Regions from separate parts of the Homo sapiens genome. Here region 1 is linked to region 2. The links are chromatin contacts, found by Hi-C in ENCODE. All regions are on one chromosome and are shown on one strand. Each heading gives the region's core, a stretch centred on a gene start or an enhancer-like site at or near the end of the contact. The rest is flanking DNA. Distances are from core to core; before and after follow the strand shown. Region 1 holds the start of ULK4 (unc-51 like kinase 4). Region 2 holds the start of ACAA1 (acetyl-CoA acyltransferase 1).

Region 1 (7,291 bases), core at 3,584-6,083, 3.8 Mb after region 2:
ATGGCAAAATCCTATCTCTACTAAAAATACAAAAATTAGCCAGGCATGGTGGCACACGCTTGTAATCCCAGCTACTCGGGAGGCTGAAGGTAGGAGAATCACTTGAACGCAGGAGGCAGAGGTTGCAGTGAGCTAAGATGGTGCCACTGTACTCCAGCCTGGGAGACAGAGCACCACTCAAAAAAAAAAAAAAAAAATCAATCTTTCATAACCTGGCATCTCTCTGGAAAGATATGTTAGACTATATTAAACTTTCCAGAAATTCACAACATATCTACATATCAAAACAGCACATTGGCCAGGCACGGTTGCTCGCACCTATAATCTCACCCCTTTGGGAGGCCAAGACAAAAGAACTGCTTGAGCCCAGGAGATTGAGGCTGCAGTGAGCTACAACTGCACCATGGTACTCCAGCCTGGACAACAGGGTGAGACCATGTCTCAGAAAAAAAAAAAAAATTAAAAATTAAAAAAGCACATTGGGCTGAACTCAGTAGCTCATGCCTGTAATTCCACCACTTTGGGAGGCCAAGGAGGGAGGTTCAATTGACGCCGGGAGTTTGACACCAACCTGGGAAACATGGCAACACATCATCTCTACAAGATATTTAAAAATTTTTAAAAATTAGCCAGCAGTGGTAGCCTGTGCATGTAGTCCCAGCTACTTGGGAGACTGAGGCAGGAGGATAGCTTGAACCCGGGAGGCAGAGGTTGCAGTGAGCCAAGATCTCACCACTGCACTCTAGCCTGGGCAACGAAGTGAGACCCTTTCTCAAAAAAAAAAAAAAAAAACCTTGTACACCTCAAATACATACAATTACTGGTAGATCATACCTCAATATGGGTATATTAAAGAATTAAAAGCAGGGTCTCAGAGATATTTGTACCCCACATATTCACAGCAGCATTATTCACAATAGTTAAAACATGGAAGCAACTTGTGTCCGCTGATACATGGATAAGCAAAATGTAATATATTTTGCTTTTGCAAAAATGAAGTTTTAGAGACTGGTGCACAACAATGTAACTGTTCTTAAGCTCTACTAAACTTGTACCCTTAAAAAGGGTTAAGATGGTAAATTTTATGTGTATTTTACAATTAAAAATTTTTTAAGACTTCAAAAATTAATAACAAAACTGGTGAATATATTGGCAGATGCGGTGGCTCACGCCTGTAATCCCAGCACTTTGGGAGGTCGAGTCGGACGGATCGCCTGAGGTCACAAGTTCAGGACCAGGCTGGCCAACATGGTGAAACCTCATCTCTACTAAAAATACAAAAAAAAAAAAAAATTATCCAGGAATGGTGGCGCGCACCTGTAATCCCAGCTACTCAAGAAGGTGAGGTAGGCGAATGGCTTGAACCCAGAAGGCAGAGGGAGGTTGCAGTGAACTGAGATTGCACCATTGCACTCCAGCCTGGGTGACAAGAGTGAAACTGTCTCAAAAAAAAAAAAATTAAGGAAACTCATTTTACAGATGAAAAAAAAATCCAAGATTGTTCTAGGAGAGGAAAGCTTTTTTCTACAAAATGTTAGCGGGTAAACATTTTAGATTTTACAGACCTTATGGTTTCTGTCACAGCTACTCACCTTTGCTCTTGAACTACAAAAGCAACCAGAGACAATAAGCAAAGGGATGGATATGGCTGAGTTCCATTAAAACTTTTATTTATGGGCAGGGTGCAATGACTCACGTCTATAATCCCAGCAATTTGGGAGGCCAAGGCAGGTAGGTCACCTGAAGTCAGGAGTTCAAGACCAGCCTGGCCAACATGGCGAAACCCCATCTCTACTAAAAATACAAAAATTAGGCCAGGTGCAGTGGCTTACGCCTGTAATCCCAGCACTTTGGGGGGCCGAGGAGGGTGGATCACCTGAGGTCAGGAGATCAAGACCATCCTGGCTAACACAGTGAAACCCCATCTCTACTAAAAATACAAAAAATTAGCCAGGCATGGTGGCACGCGCCTGTAGTCCCACCTACTCGGGAGGCTGAGGCAGAGAATTGCTTGGACCCGGGAGGCGGAGGCTGCAGTGAGCCAAGATCGCGCCACTGCACTCCAGCCTGAGGAACAGAACAAGATTCCATCTCAAAAAAAAAAAAAATTAGCCAGGCATGGTGGCGGGCGCCTGTAATCCCAGCTATTCCGGAGGCTGAAGCAAGAGAATGGCTTGAACCCAGGAGGCACAGGTTGCAGTGAGCCGATTGCGCCACTGCACTCCAGCCTGGGTGACAAGAGACTCCATATCAAAAAAAATAATAATAATTAATTAATTAAAAACAAAAAGGCACTGGTTAGTATCTTTCTTTTAATGACGGTTTCCCTAAGTCCTTTTTACATCCCTCTTCGTTCTAAAACCCATTCATTAAAAAGAACCAATCCTGGCCTAGCACAGTGCCTCATGTCTGTAATCCCAACGCTTTCGGAGGTGGAGGCAGGATTGTCTGAAGCCAAGAGTTCAAGACCAGCCTGGGCAACATGGTGAGATCCCGACTCTACACAAATAAAATAGCCTGGCATGGTGGTGCATGCCTGTAGTCCCAGCTATATGGTATGTATTATAACCAAAATAAGATTAAACTGACAGTATGTTAAGATGGGAAGTTACTAAGCCAGAAAAAATATAATCAGAAACCTTAAGTGTTCACAAATTGTCTACATTAGGATATCTCAGGATAAGATGATAAAATAAGTTTTCATACAGTATGTATAACTGATTTCTTGAAAATAAGGTTTTAGGCTACAAGGGAAAAAATTAAGTAAAATCTTGATTTTTTTTTTTTTTAAAGGAGGCTAGGTCTTGAACCCCTGGGCTCAAGCAATCCTCCTGCCTCAGCCTCCCAAAATTCTGGAATTACAGGTGCAAGCCACCATCCAGCCCATCTTGAAATTTTGAATTTGATTTAGGCCAAATTCATTTCCTTAATCTTTAGTCACATCTGACCATCAAGTCACATGTGGACAATTTCAGTCTGAAATTAACAAAACACATTAGTTATAAATCTGCTTAGATAGGGTGGTTTGTTACTTTCAAGCATTTCTCCTCTCTAAGGCTGTTTCCTTAGAGTAAAATAAGAATTGGATCAAATGATTTTCTTTTTTTTTTTTGGACAGGGTCTCACTCAGTGGCCCAGGCTGGTGTGCAGGGGCAAGATCTAGGCTCACTGCAACCTCCACCTCCAGGGTTCAAACGATTCTCGTGCCTCAGCCTCCAGAGTAGCCACCTCAGCCTCTGGCACACCACCACACCCAGTTAATTTTTTGTGTTTTTGGTAGATATGGAGTTTCACTATGTTGCCCAGGCTGGTCTAGAACTCCTGGCCTCAAGTGATCCGCCTGCCTCGGCCTTCCAAAGTGCTAGGATTACAGGTGTGAGCCACCGCGCCTGGCACTAAGTTATCTTTCAATAACTTATTAATAGTTGAAATTCCATGACTTTAAGATTCTTTGACTCAGTCCAAACACGTTCCCCATTACAGACTTCCTAATATTCATTTTTAAAGCTGTAACCTCTTAATTATAAAATAAAACACAAGTACAGAAAACTCCACAGAATACATAGTTTAATGAATTACTAAAGAGGGACACCCTTCTAATCACCACCCAAAGTCAGGAAATAGGACTTTGCCAGCCACACAAGCAGCCCCTCTGTGAGCCTGTCTCAATCACCACCCCTCCTGATCCCCAAAAGTTAACCACCCCCTGACTTTCGTAGTCATCACTTCCTTAGGTTTCTTCATGGTTTTCTCACTCGAGTGTGCTTTCCCAGAAACCACAGTTTAGTCTCTTAACCTATAGTGCTCCTAAGGAAGTCTCTCTTAATTCACAAGTTCACCTAAGAAGCATCTAAGAAGCCAGAAGGCAGAGCAAATCACATACAGGTGCAAATGAGGCATTTAAGAGTCGGGGGCAGGTCCTACATTCAAGGAACGCTGAGAGCGAACAGGTGATAAGAGCGCACAGGTGCCCACTTTCAGCACAATCATGACTCCCGCACCAGAAGCATGAGCATCACCTGGGACTTAATACAAAAGAAAAAGTTATCGGCCCTGCCCCAAATTTACGGAATCATACACTACGGCGGTAGGGCCTGGCCTTCTGTGTTACTACACGCCCTGGGGTGACTGGGATGCGCTCAAGTCTGCGAAATGCCAGCCAAATCAACCCCGAGATGTAACCGATGGCGCGCGCCACACTAAGCACTCCATAGGTGCTCCTCCTCGCCGCACTTCACAGACTCAATTATCACAGACTCAGGGGCGCTACGTAGTCACTCACCCCCCCCCCCCCCCCCCCCGCTCCCCAGGCAACTCGCGGCGGGCGAATCGGCGGCTTTCGCGGCCTCGCTACGTCCGTAGGCATCAGTCCGCGAGACCGGCTGGGAGCCTAGGAAGCGCTGCAGGGCGGTGAAGACGCGGTCCGCTCTGGGAAGTTAAGAGATGGCGTCCATAAAGCACATCTCCCAAGCCGAAACACACAAGCACTCTCTCTCCCCGCTGCACCCAGGTCCTAGAAGAGGCGTCCCGTGTGCCCTTAACTAACGCCCGGATAAAAACGGGCGGCTTTTTTAACACGAGCGCAAAGCAGGGGAGCGCAGGGGGTACGGGGTCCACTGGCAGAAGGAGAGAGGGCGGCCAGGCGCCACCACCCACCCGCCCCGGCAGGCCTGCGCGCTCTTCCGCGACCGCTTAGGCAGACACGAACTCAGACTCGTAGCTACTAAAACCGCCACTGCCACGCACCTGGTAGCTAAGTCAAGAAAAGAGTCCAGTCCACTTGGCTGCTCCCGCGGTTGCGCGCATCTCGGCCTCTGCCTCAGGACAGGTCCACAGGCCCAAGAATGGGGGAGAAAGCAGTGAAGCAAAGCGGAACGCGCGGAAGAAGCCGACCAGCCTTACGGAGGCGACGCCCCTCCAGGTTTGGATTCGTCCATACGGTTTCCACGGCAGCACACAGAACGCCGGAAGAAGCTCAGGAAGCCGACTGGCTGTGCAGTTTCCGTTCCTGTTGGCTGGGGCCCGGAAGTGAGAGACCACGAGGGCCCCTCCCTCCACCCAAAGGGCATCACGCCCTGCCTTTGGACGAGCCCACAGGCCAGAGACTGGGGCGGGAAGTGCTGGAGTAACAGTCATAGTGGTCGGCCCACCATCCCTCTATGTTTGGATTTGCTCATTCCATCTCCATGGCAGCACGCAGAACGCTGGAAAAACGCAAAGCGCTGATTGGTTAAGAGTCTCAGTTCCTATTGGCCAGAGTCCGAAGTGGGAGCCCGTGAGGGACTACTCTTCAATCTTAAGTGGGTGCTGAGGCTAGAGTGTGGAGAACTGAGACCTCGTCATTTCTTCTCTTCCCGTTCCCACTGTCCTTCTGTTTCCTTCCATTCTTTTCTTTCTGGCTTCTTCTGGGAGCTCAGGTAGACATGGTGGCATAGTCTGGATAACCAACGCCTCAGAAGCAGGGGCCCCGGGGTCCTCACCATTTAGAAAAGAGAAGGCTGTGAATTACCTTCCTTTTTGGAGATGGAGGAAACAGATGAGACACTCTGATCTCAAGTTGATTGTGTAAACTAAAAATAAAAGTTCCAAGCCCCCCTACCAACTGAGTGGATCCCTCCTCTGGGCCAAAGGCACGCCAAAGTTAACCTGAAGAACTAGCTCAGGCAATGATGGGAAGATGGGGTGGGACAGGCCTCATTATACCCTCCTCCCGTTGGAATACAGGCACAGCTGACCAGCGTTAACATTAAACAGAGACCTTAAGACTGACAAAACAGACTTTTTTGCAGCAATAAGATACCAACATGGCAGCAGGCCCCAAAAGACATTGAAGTATTTTATCCTGATATATATATACACACACATAGACAAACACACACACACATATACTCTTATGTATACATATATACTCATATACGTATATATATATATATTTTTTTTGAGACAGTCTCGCTGCATCACACAGACTAGAGGGCAGTGGCGCAATCTCGGCTCACTGCAACCTCCACCTCCTGGGTTCAAGTGATTCTCCTGCCTCAGCCTCCCAAGTAGCTGGGATTACAGGCGTGTGCCACCACACCAGCTAATTTTTGTATTTTTAGTAGAGACAGGGTTTCACTGTGTTGGCCAAGCTCATCTTGAACTCCTGACCTCAGGTGATCCACCCGCCTTGGCCTCCCAAAGTGCTGGGATTACAGGTGTGAGCCACCGTGCCTGGCCAAATATATTTATTTGACATATTTTGAAATGGCCTTGCAGAGCTATCTCTTCTGGGGGGAATCTACATTCTGTAAAGAATCCCCTTGTCTTTCCAGGTCTTTTCCCTGATGCTGGAGAGAATTAACTGAGAACCTGACACCTGTTTTAAGTCTGATAAGAAACATTTACAATCTATTCTCTCTGAAACCTGCTACATAGAGGCTTCATCTGCAGAACAAGAACCCTGGTCTCTGCAACCTCTTATCTCAACCCAGACACTGCCTTCTATTGGCTCCAGGTCTTTATATAATAACTCTTTTAACCAATTGCCAATTGTAGGGTATATGGATGTGCTTTGGTCAAGGAATAGGCCAAGGTGGACATCCGGGCCAGAGTGGCTCAGCGAGTTTAGGACACAGGCGCATATTCCACTTGTTATGTAACCCGTTTATGTAAGTTCATACTTGGATCTGAGCCACTATTGTCTGTAGAAGGTATAACTGCCCTGCTGACACTGTGCCCAGGTCTGAGTTCAGCACGACACGACCCGGTTCGTGCACTGGTGCCCAGAGTAATGCTACTAACCCCTCTAAGGGAGAGCGGTTGCCCTTAAGGTGGGCAGAGGGGAGCCGAGCCAGGAACCAGCTTGTGCCCAGAGGGAGAGTTAAGCTGCTGACCCTGACAGAGCTGGCTTTGCAGGCCAGGGTGTGCAGCTGCAGGCATGGGGGCAACAGGAGCCACAGAGCCAGAACAGACAGCCGAGATAAAGGTGGACAGTGTGAGAGAGCTAGTGTGATTAAGCTGCTGATGACACAGCCGCTGAATAAAACTACATTTCACTTGCCTACACGCCCCCAACCCTCCTTGTGTTCTTTCAGTTATTCGCCCATCCACCCACTCCCCTTGGACCTCAGCTGGGGGCTGGAACCTGACAATTGGCGTAGTCGTGGCATAACACCAATCACCTATTAAATCCACCCTATGATGTAGAAGCTCTTTCCAGCTTCGAGTTGTCCCACCTTTCCTGACCCAACCAATACCTTATGTCATGTATTGATTGATGTCTTATTTCTCCGTAAAACATGTAAAACCG
Region 2 (7,495 bases), core at 3,709-6,208:
TGAGCAGCTACTGGGCAGACCCCATCTCTGCAGGCACTTGCTCCCCAGGGCCCCACAAGCACATTCCCTTCTACTCCTATGAGAATCTTCAATCAAAGACCAAGCACAGCCCAAAGGCAAGGGAAGCCTGTTTGGGCCACAGGGATCCTTCTCTCTCTCTCCCTTTGAAGATTCAGAAATGAAAACTGTGTATCTCTGTTTCCCCCAAAAAACAGAGAAAAGGAACTGCTGCTGGGACAGAGCACCAGAGCAAAAGAAATGCCTAAAGTCTGAGGCCAGGGACCACTCGGCCTTACCAGTAATCATATAGCTAACCCTGCATGTTCCCATGGACTCTTGAAAGCCTGATCCCACCTAGACGAAGCACTCTGATGGGCATCATATATTCTAACATCCATTGCTCTGGTAGGTTCCCCAAGACTCTCATACTGGTCTTAGCCCTGGAAGCTAGTAGGGCTTCCCCTCCTGATGTAACCTGCCTTGGCCAACAGTACAAAGCCCTAGGGAAATTTCCAGACCTCCTCAGACCCACAGACTCAGAATCTGAGGGAGTGGAAGCATCCTGGTGATTCTGGTGTGTAGCCAGAGTTGGGAACCTCTGAACTAGTGCCCAGGCCAGGCTCTGCAGAGACTCTCTCAGGGGGATAGCCTCCTGTGCAGCCTGTTTGACCCTTCCAGGGTCCCTTAACTCCCTAGCAGGTAGTTACCATTCCTTCACTCAATCCACCAAGTGTTCACTAAATACCTACTTACCACAAGGCATCACCTGAGGGATGCTGCGATGCTTATAACACTGTGCCCTAGAGGATGCCCAACCAACACACAGAAAATGAATCAACTATCAGAGACTGAAATAATAGGGCAAGAGGGCAAACCACATCACAAGGAAGTATATGGCTACTGCTGGAGAGGAAGGGGCTCTCAATTTCAGCCTGAGAGCCTGGATAACTCATGCCAAAATGGTGAGACTGTGTTTAGGCAGGGTTTGTCTTTCTGTCTAGGGCAGAAAGAGGAGGTAGGGCTAGCACTTCAAGGAGACAGAATGACCATATCAGGGAAGACAGTAGGCCCACAGCCGGCTGAACGAAGAAAAGTCAAGGTGAGTAAGCAGCTAGGAGATGAGGCTGGAAGGTAAGTCTGGAGCCAGATTGTAGGGGGCCTTGAACTACAGGCTGGGCAGTCTAAACCTCTCCCAGTTCCTAGAGGGTTGTTTTCCTGTTCCTTCACTAGCTAATGTTCCTATTTATTTATTTATGCATCTAGAAGTACAAAGCCAAGCAGTTCTTAAATCTACACATGAAAATAATTTAAGCACTCTTTACCCTGCAGGCGCTTAAAGGAAAGTTGACCAGGTCTCCTCCTGAGGGTCCTCCTTCCCCATGGTTCTGCCCTATCCCAAAGTCTCTGCTAGTGGGATATGACTGGAGTTCTCAGCTCAACTAGTAAAAAGGCTGAAAGTCACTTTTCAGCATTCTTACTTGATTACTCACCTGACAAATGAGGACAGAGTCCACACTCACAAAAGGCAAATGACAACCTGGCTTTGGCTAAAAATCAAGCTACAGAGAACTTCTGCTCCAGTCCCAAAGGTTTTGTGTATCGTGGCTCAGCACTTCAAAGTAGGGGAGAGGTTGAGTCCACAAGAGCAGGGAGCCAAGGACTCTCGTTGCCTCATTCTGGTGTCCAACCTTATCCTCCCCAACCTGCACACTGAGTTTCCTGGGGCCTGGGCCCAGTAAAGTGTCAAAATGGCCAACCCATGGCTAGAACTAGAAAAGTTTACCTCAGAAACTGGGCGATTCGGGCCATGATTGCCCCGGCCCCAGGCTGCAGCACATTTCCTGTGGACAACAAACTTTCATTCAGTGCCAGGCGGTGGTGTTCTGGGCACTAAAGTATAGCTGTGAAAACCAGAGATGAGGCATTCCAGATCTTTCTTCGGGACACTAGCCCTTGGCAGGCTCACTTGCAACTCTGGAACATCAGGGTTTGGGGCAGGGAGAGCCAGCCATACAACAGCTTGTCCTGGTCATCCACCAGCTCCTGTCCCTGAGGGTCCCACGCTCACTTGCCCATGCACCCAGCTTTTCCAAATCAGCACAGATGGGCAGGTTGTCTGCCCTTAAAAGTGAAATGGGAGTTTCTGAAAATGCACATCTCCCCAGGTATCCTCCTGTGAGCCCTGCTGTCACCCCAGAGAGGTGGAACAGTGATTGCCGACCTAGGGGTGGCATCCGCTGGATAAGACTCTTGCCATATCATATTGCTGTATTTCAAGGTGAGGGGTGGAATAGAGGGCTGGACTGAAGATTGTGGGGAAAAGAAAGATCAGATTGTTACCGTGTGTATGTAGAAAAGGAAGACATAAGAAACTCCATGTTGATCTGTACAAAGAAAAATTGTTTCTGCTTTGAGATGCTGTTAATCTGTAACTTTAGCCCCAACTCTGTGCTCACAAAAACATGTGCTATATTGAATCAAGGTTTAAGGGATTTAGGGCTGTGCAGGATGTGCCTTGTCAACATATGTTTGCAGACAGTATGCTTGGTAAAAGTCATCGTCATTCTCCATTCTCTATTAACCAGGGACATGATGCACTGTGGAAAGCCGCAGGGACCTCTGCCCAAGAAAGCCTGGGTATTTGTCCAAGGTTTCCCCCCACTGAGACAGCCTGAGATATGGCCTCGTGGGAAGGGAAAGACCTTACTGTCCCCCAGCCCGACACCTGTAAAGGGTCTGTGCTGAGGAGGATTAGTAAAAGAGGAAGGCCTCTATTTCCCGCACATCCCTGGGAACGGAATGTCTCGGTGTAAAGCCGACTATTGGTTCTATTTACTGAGATAGGAGAAAACCGCCCTGTGGCTGGAAGCGAAATATGCTGGCAGCAATACTGCTCTGTTACTCTTTGCTACACTGAGATGTCTGGGTAAAGAGAAACAAAAATCTAGCCTACATGCACATCTCAGCACAGTACCTTCCCTTGAACTTATTTATGATGCAGATTCCTTTACTCACATGTTTTCCTGCTGACCTTCTCCCCACCATCACCCTGTTCACCCCGTTTTGCCTGAAGAGGGCCTGCCCCTCCACACCTGTGGGTATTTCTCGCAAGGTGGAGACGAGAAACTGAGAAAAGAAATGACACAGAGACAAAGTATAGAGGAAGAAAAGTGGGCCCAGGGGACTGGTGCTCAGCAATTGAGGACCTACACCAGCACTGGTCTCTGAGTTCCCTCAGTATTTATTGATCACTATCTCTACTATCTTGGCAAGAGGGATGTGGCATTATATACCATTACTATAAGGTAATGGTGGGGAGGGGGTCAACAGGAAAAAATGTGAGCAAAGGACTCAGTGTCATAAGTAAGTTTAAGGAAAGGTGCTGTGCCTGGATGTGCACATAGGCCAGATTTATGTTTGACTTTACACAAACATCTCAGTGCAGTAAAGAGCAGTATTGCCGCCAGCATGTCTCACCTGCAGCCATAAGGCGGTTTTCTCCTATCTCAGTAAATAGAATGTATGGTTGGGTTTTACACCCAAGACATTCCATTCCCAGGGACAAGCAGGAGACAGATGCTTTCCTCTTATCTCAACTGCAAAGAGGCCTTCCTCTTTTACTAATACTCCTCAGCACCGACCCTTTACGGGTGTCTGCAAAGAGGCCTTCCTCTTTTACTAATACTCCTCAGCACAGACCCTTTACGGGTGTCGGGCTGGGGGACTGTAAGGTCTTTCCCTTCCCACTAGGCCATATCTCAGACAATCTCAGTGGGGGGAAACCTGGACAATACCCAGGCTTTCTTGGGCAGAGGTCCCTGCGGCCTTTCGCAGTGCACTGTGTACCTGGTTAATCGAGAATGGAGAATGGCGATGACTTTTACCAAGCATACTGCCTGCAAACAAATGGTTAACAAGCCACATCCTGCACAGCCCTAAATCCCTCAAACCTTGATTCAATACAGCACATGTTTCTGTGAGCACAGGGTTGGGGCTAAGGCTACAGATTAACAGCATCTCAAGGCAGAAAAATTTTTCTTAGTACAGATCAAAATGGAGTTTCTTCTGTCTTCCTTTTCTACACAGACACAGTAACAGTCTGATCTCTCTTCCTTTCCCCCACACTGCCGCACTCCCCTTGCCGAGATAGTGAAAATAGTAATCAATAAATACTGAGGGAACTCGGAGACCGATGCCGGTCACCTGGGCCCACTCTACACTTTGTCTCTGCGTCTTATTTCTTTTCTCAGTCTCTCCTCCCATCTGACGAGAAATACCCACAGGTGTGAAGGGGCAGGACCCCTTCAAAGGTCAAGGCCATGGAGGTTCCCCCAGTGAAAATTCGGGGCGGGGAGGTGAGGAGAGCTCTGGACGAACGGAAGAACGGGGAAGGCCCAGCGCAGGGCCTGAGTGGTTCGCTCACCGACACAGATGTCCCCCAGCTGTTCCGGCCTCAGATTCACGTCCTTGAGAACCGCGGTCATGACTGCCGAGAGAAGCTCGTCGGGGGTGGTGTCCTGCAGCAGAAAGAGCAGCCGCAGTGACCCCCACTCCCCCATGCCCACCCCAGGGAGACAAAGCGACCACAGCTGGGTGCGGAGCTGCCTCCGGCGTCCAGGATAACCAAACATACGAACCGGACCCCAGCCCGCGCCGGCGTCTTCCCACACTCGGCGCCCAGACCCTCGGGCCTCACCTTGAAGCCGCCGCGGCCCGCCCGGCAGATGGCCGTGCGCCGCCCGTGCACCACCACCACGTCCGCGGCCGAGGCCTGCGGGGCACCGCTCAGGCAAGGCGCGGCCTGCGGCATCCAGCCGGAATCGGCCGGACCCCTCAGGTGGCCCAGCACTACCTGCAGCCTCTGCATTGCGCAGGTCAACCCTGCAGACCAGCCACCAGTCCGGGAACTGACCGCGGAGTTAACAGACAGCCGTCCGCACACGCGCAGAACCACATCTCAGCCTCCAAGGCCTCAACTCCGCCCACAGCTCTGCGAACAGACGCGAGCGACCCTCCAAAAGTCCCGTCCACCTCCAGCCTCAGCCAACCACAAGGAGAGTCGGCCTGGGAACCCGCCCCTCCCCGCCACCGCCTACCAAGCCCTCTATAGGAGGGCCCACAGGCACCGCCCAGCCGAGCTTTCCACTCAATGCCCCGCCTACCTTGGCCTACCGCAGCCAACCAGAAGGTGTATCTTTACGAATCCCCGCCCAGAAATGCAGACCGGAAGTCTTTCCACCTTTTGTAGCCAAACCCGAGACCTGACCCCCAAATCCCTGTCTCCTGCCCGCAGCCAAACGGAAGGCTGGGCAGCCAGGACCGCTTACTGCTTGGGGGCTGGAGATGGAAGCCGAGGCTCTAATTCCTCTACCCACTTCCTAGGAGGCTCTGCTATCCCTCCGGTCCCAGTACCCGAGCTGGGGGACCTAAATACTTCCGAGACGCCCGAGTCCTGCTCCGACGTGGTTGGGCTTTCCCATTCTTTCGAGAAGACAGGGAATTTGGGCTTCCGGGCTGGCCGGGAGAACAGATTTTACAGACATGCGGGGTGTGACAAGCTCTCTAACTGGAGAATGAACATTTCACACTTTTACCAGTTTTACACCCAATTGGAATGATTTTATTAGTGCCCATTTCCCGTGCTAGGCTGGGGTCTCCACCAAGGCAGAGAGGTACCATGTATCCGGGGAGCCTGCGACACCCTTGACACTTAGTAGATGATCAATAAGTACTTGTCGAATGAGTAAATGAATGAACCAGGGCTCCCCAGGTCAGGACTGTGTCCCTAAACCTAAAGGGCAAGGCCACGTGCCCCCTTGACTCCCAATAGCAGGGCCATGTCTTCACCTGAGACCCTGGAGAGTAGTGCTGGGCTTTCCACAGACACCAAAGGACAGGGTGCCTTGTGCTCCCCAACCTAGTGTCATGACGTCCCCAACCATTTCGAGGGCAGGGCCACGGCATGCCTCAGGCTCCAGAAGGCAGCTGTCCGTTTCCCACTCCCACCTCGGGGAGCACAGCAGGGGTCTTCCCATACCCCTACTGGCAGGATTGCGTGTTCCCCAGAGACAGTGGAGGGCAGAGCTGGTGCCTTCCCACTTGTCCCCTCCTCGCCATCCTCGAGGGCAGGACCGTATGAACCCCTCAGATTCCTCCGTGGAAGAACTGTGGCTCCACCAGATCCCAAAAAGCAAGGCCCGTTTCCTACAACCCCCGAAGGAGGGTCGTCCTCACTCCGCCGCCAACCTACTAGCACCATCACCAGACCCTCGAGGGCGGTGCCGTGGACCTCTCCAGATCTCAAAAGGCAGATTCCTACTTCTTACGCCCCCCACATCACCCGCCTCGAGACCTCAAGGGTAGAGGTGGGCACCCCCGCCTCCGCACTTTTGCTCGGGGCTCCAGATTGTAGGGCAGGGCGGCGCTTCTCGGAAAGCGAAAGCCGGCGGGGCGGGGCGGGTGCCGCAGGAGAAAGAGGAAGCGCTGGCAGACAATGCGACCCGACCGCGCTGAGGCTCCAGGACCGCCCGCCATGGCTGCAGGAGGTCCCGGCGCGGGGTCTGCGGCCCCGGTCTCCTCCACATCCTCCCTTCCCCTGGCTGCTCTCAACATGCGAGTGCGGCGCCGCCTGTCTCTGTTCTTGAACGTGCGGACACAGGTGGCGGCCGACTGGACCGCGCTGGCGGAGGAGATGGACTTTGAGTACTTGGAGATCCGGCAACTGGAGACACAAGCGGACCCCACTGGCAGGCTGCTGGACGCCTGGCAGGGACGCCCTGGCGCCTCTGTAGGCCGACTGCTCGAGCTGCTTACCAAGCTGGGCCGCGACGACGTGCTGCTGGAGCTGGGACCCAGCATTGGTGAGGACGTCCCCTTCCTGGCCTCGTACCTGGGGGGTGAGGAGGCTGACTTTCCGCGGCCTCAGCATCCTGTCTCCCATGGAGAGACCCCATTTCCTGCCTCGGGGGCCCGAAGAAGCCTGCAGAGGGAGAACCATGCGGGTCCCGTTCCTTCTTAATAACCGGTCGCGGTTATTAAGAAGGACTGGAGAAAGGTCCGGATAGGCGGAGATGGGAAGGAAGCAGCTTAGGCAGAGGCTTTCAGGTAGGGCCAGGAGTCAGAATCAGGCTTCTGTGGGGGCATCTGGGCTGTTTCAAGTAGAGCAACAGGACAGGTGGGGCGATTGACAGTGGACTGTCTTAGAAACCTCAAGTCCTGGGGAAATGCAGCCCTTCTTTCTACTCACTGGCACTTACATAATATACATGCATAGGCGTTGGATACAGCCGCCCACAGACAGGCACACCTTGCTGAGTTGGAATCACTGCACCATAACCAGTGGGTCTCCTGAGCCTTTCTGGCATGCCCAGCCCCTTGCTCACATCTGCCCTGGATCCCAGAAGAAGCAGACCTACCTTGGTACCATTCTTAGGATCCCTAGGAAGGGACAGAGATACAAACCTGACTTTGATGGCCTTCCAGAAAGCCAGAACAC

Evidence for each region. A loop is a pair of places that touch in the nucleus more often than their neighbours do. Pooled maps may share reads with other maps.
Region 1: a map of CD4-positive, alpha-beta memory T cell shows a loop between it and region 2 (13-fold over the local background). The contact joins the promoter of ULK4 here to the promoter of ACAA1 in region 2. A Hi-C loop is called at or near these places in 1 of 168 maps with a recorded cell type or tissue (CD4-positive, alpha-beta memory T cell), 1 of 37 single-sample maps with no recorded cell type and 7 of 50 pooled maps.

What each region holds. Positions count from the first base shown.
Region 1 is chr3:41,957,270-41,964,560 of GRCh38, forward strand. ULK4 (unc-51 like kinase 4) reads right to left here and starts at 4,834. Exons shown (of 37, transcript NM_017886.4): 1 at 4,747-4,834. RefSeq lists enhancers at 4,804-4,963, 5,114-5,163.
Region 2 is chr3:38,132,169-38,139,663 of GRCh38, forward strand. ACAA1 (acetyl-CoA acyltransferase 1) reads right to left here and starts at 4,959. Exons shown (of 12, transcript NM_001607.4): 1 at 4,697-4,959; 2 at 4,424-4,517; 3 at 1,784-1,841. The coding sequence starts at 4,867. MYD88 (MYD88 innate immune signal transduction adaptor) reads left to right here and starts at 6,493. Exons shown (of 5, transcript NM_002468.5): 1 at 6,493-6,860. The coding sequence starts at 6,533. RefSeq lists enhancers at 6,074-7,017, 6,177-6,586, 7,087-7,216.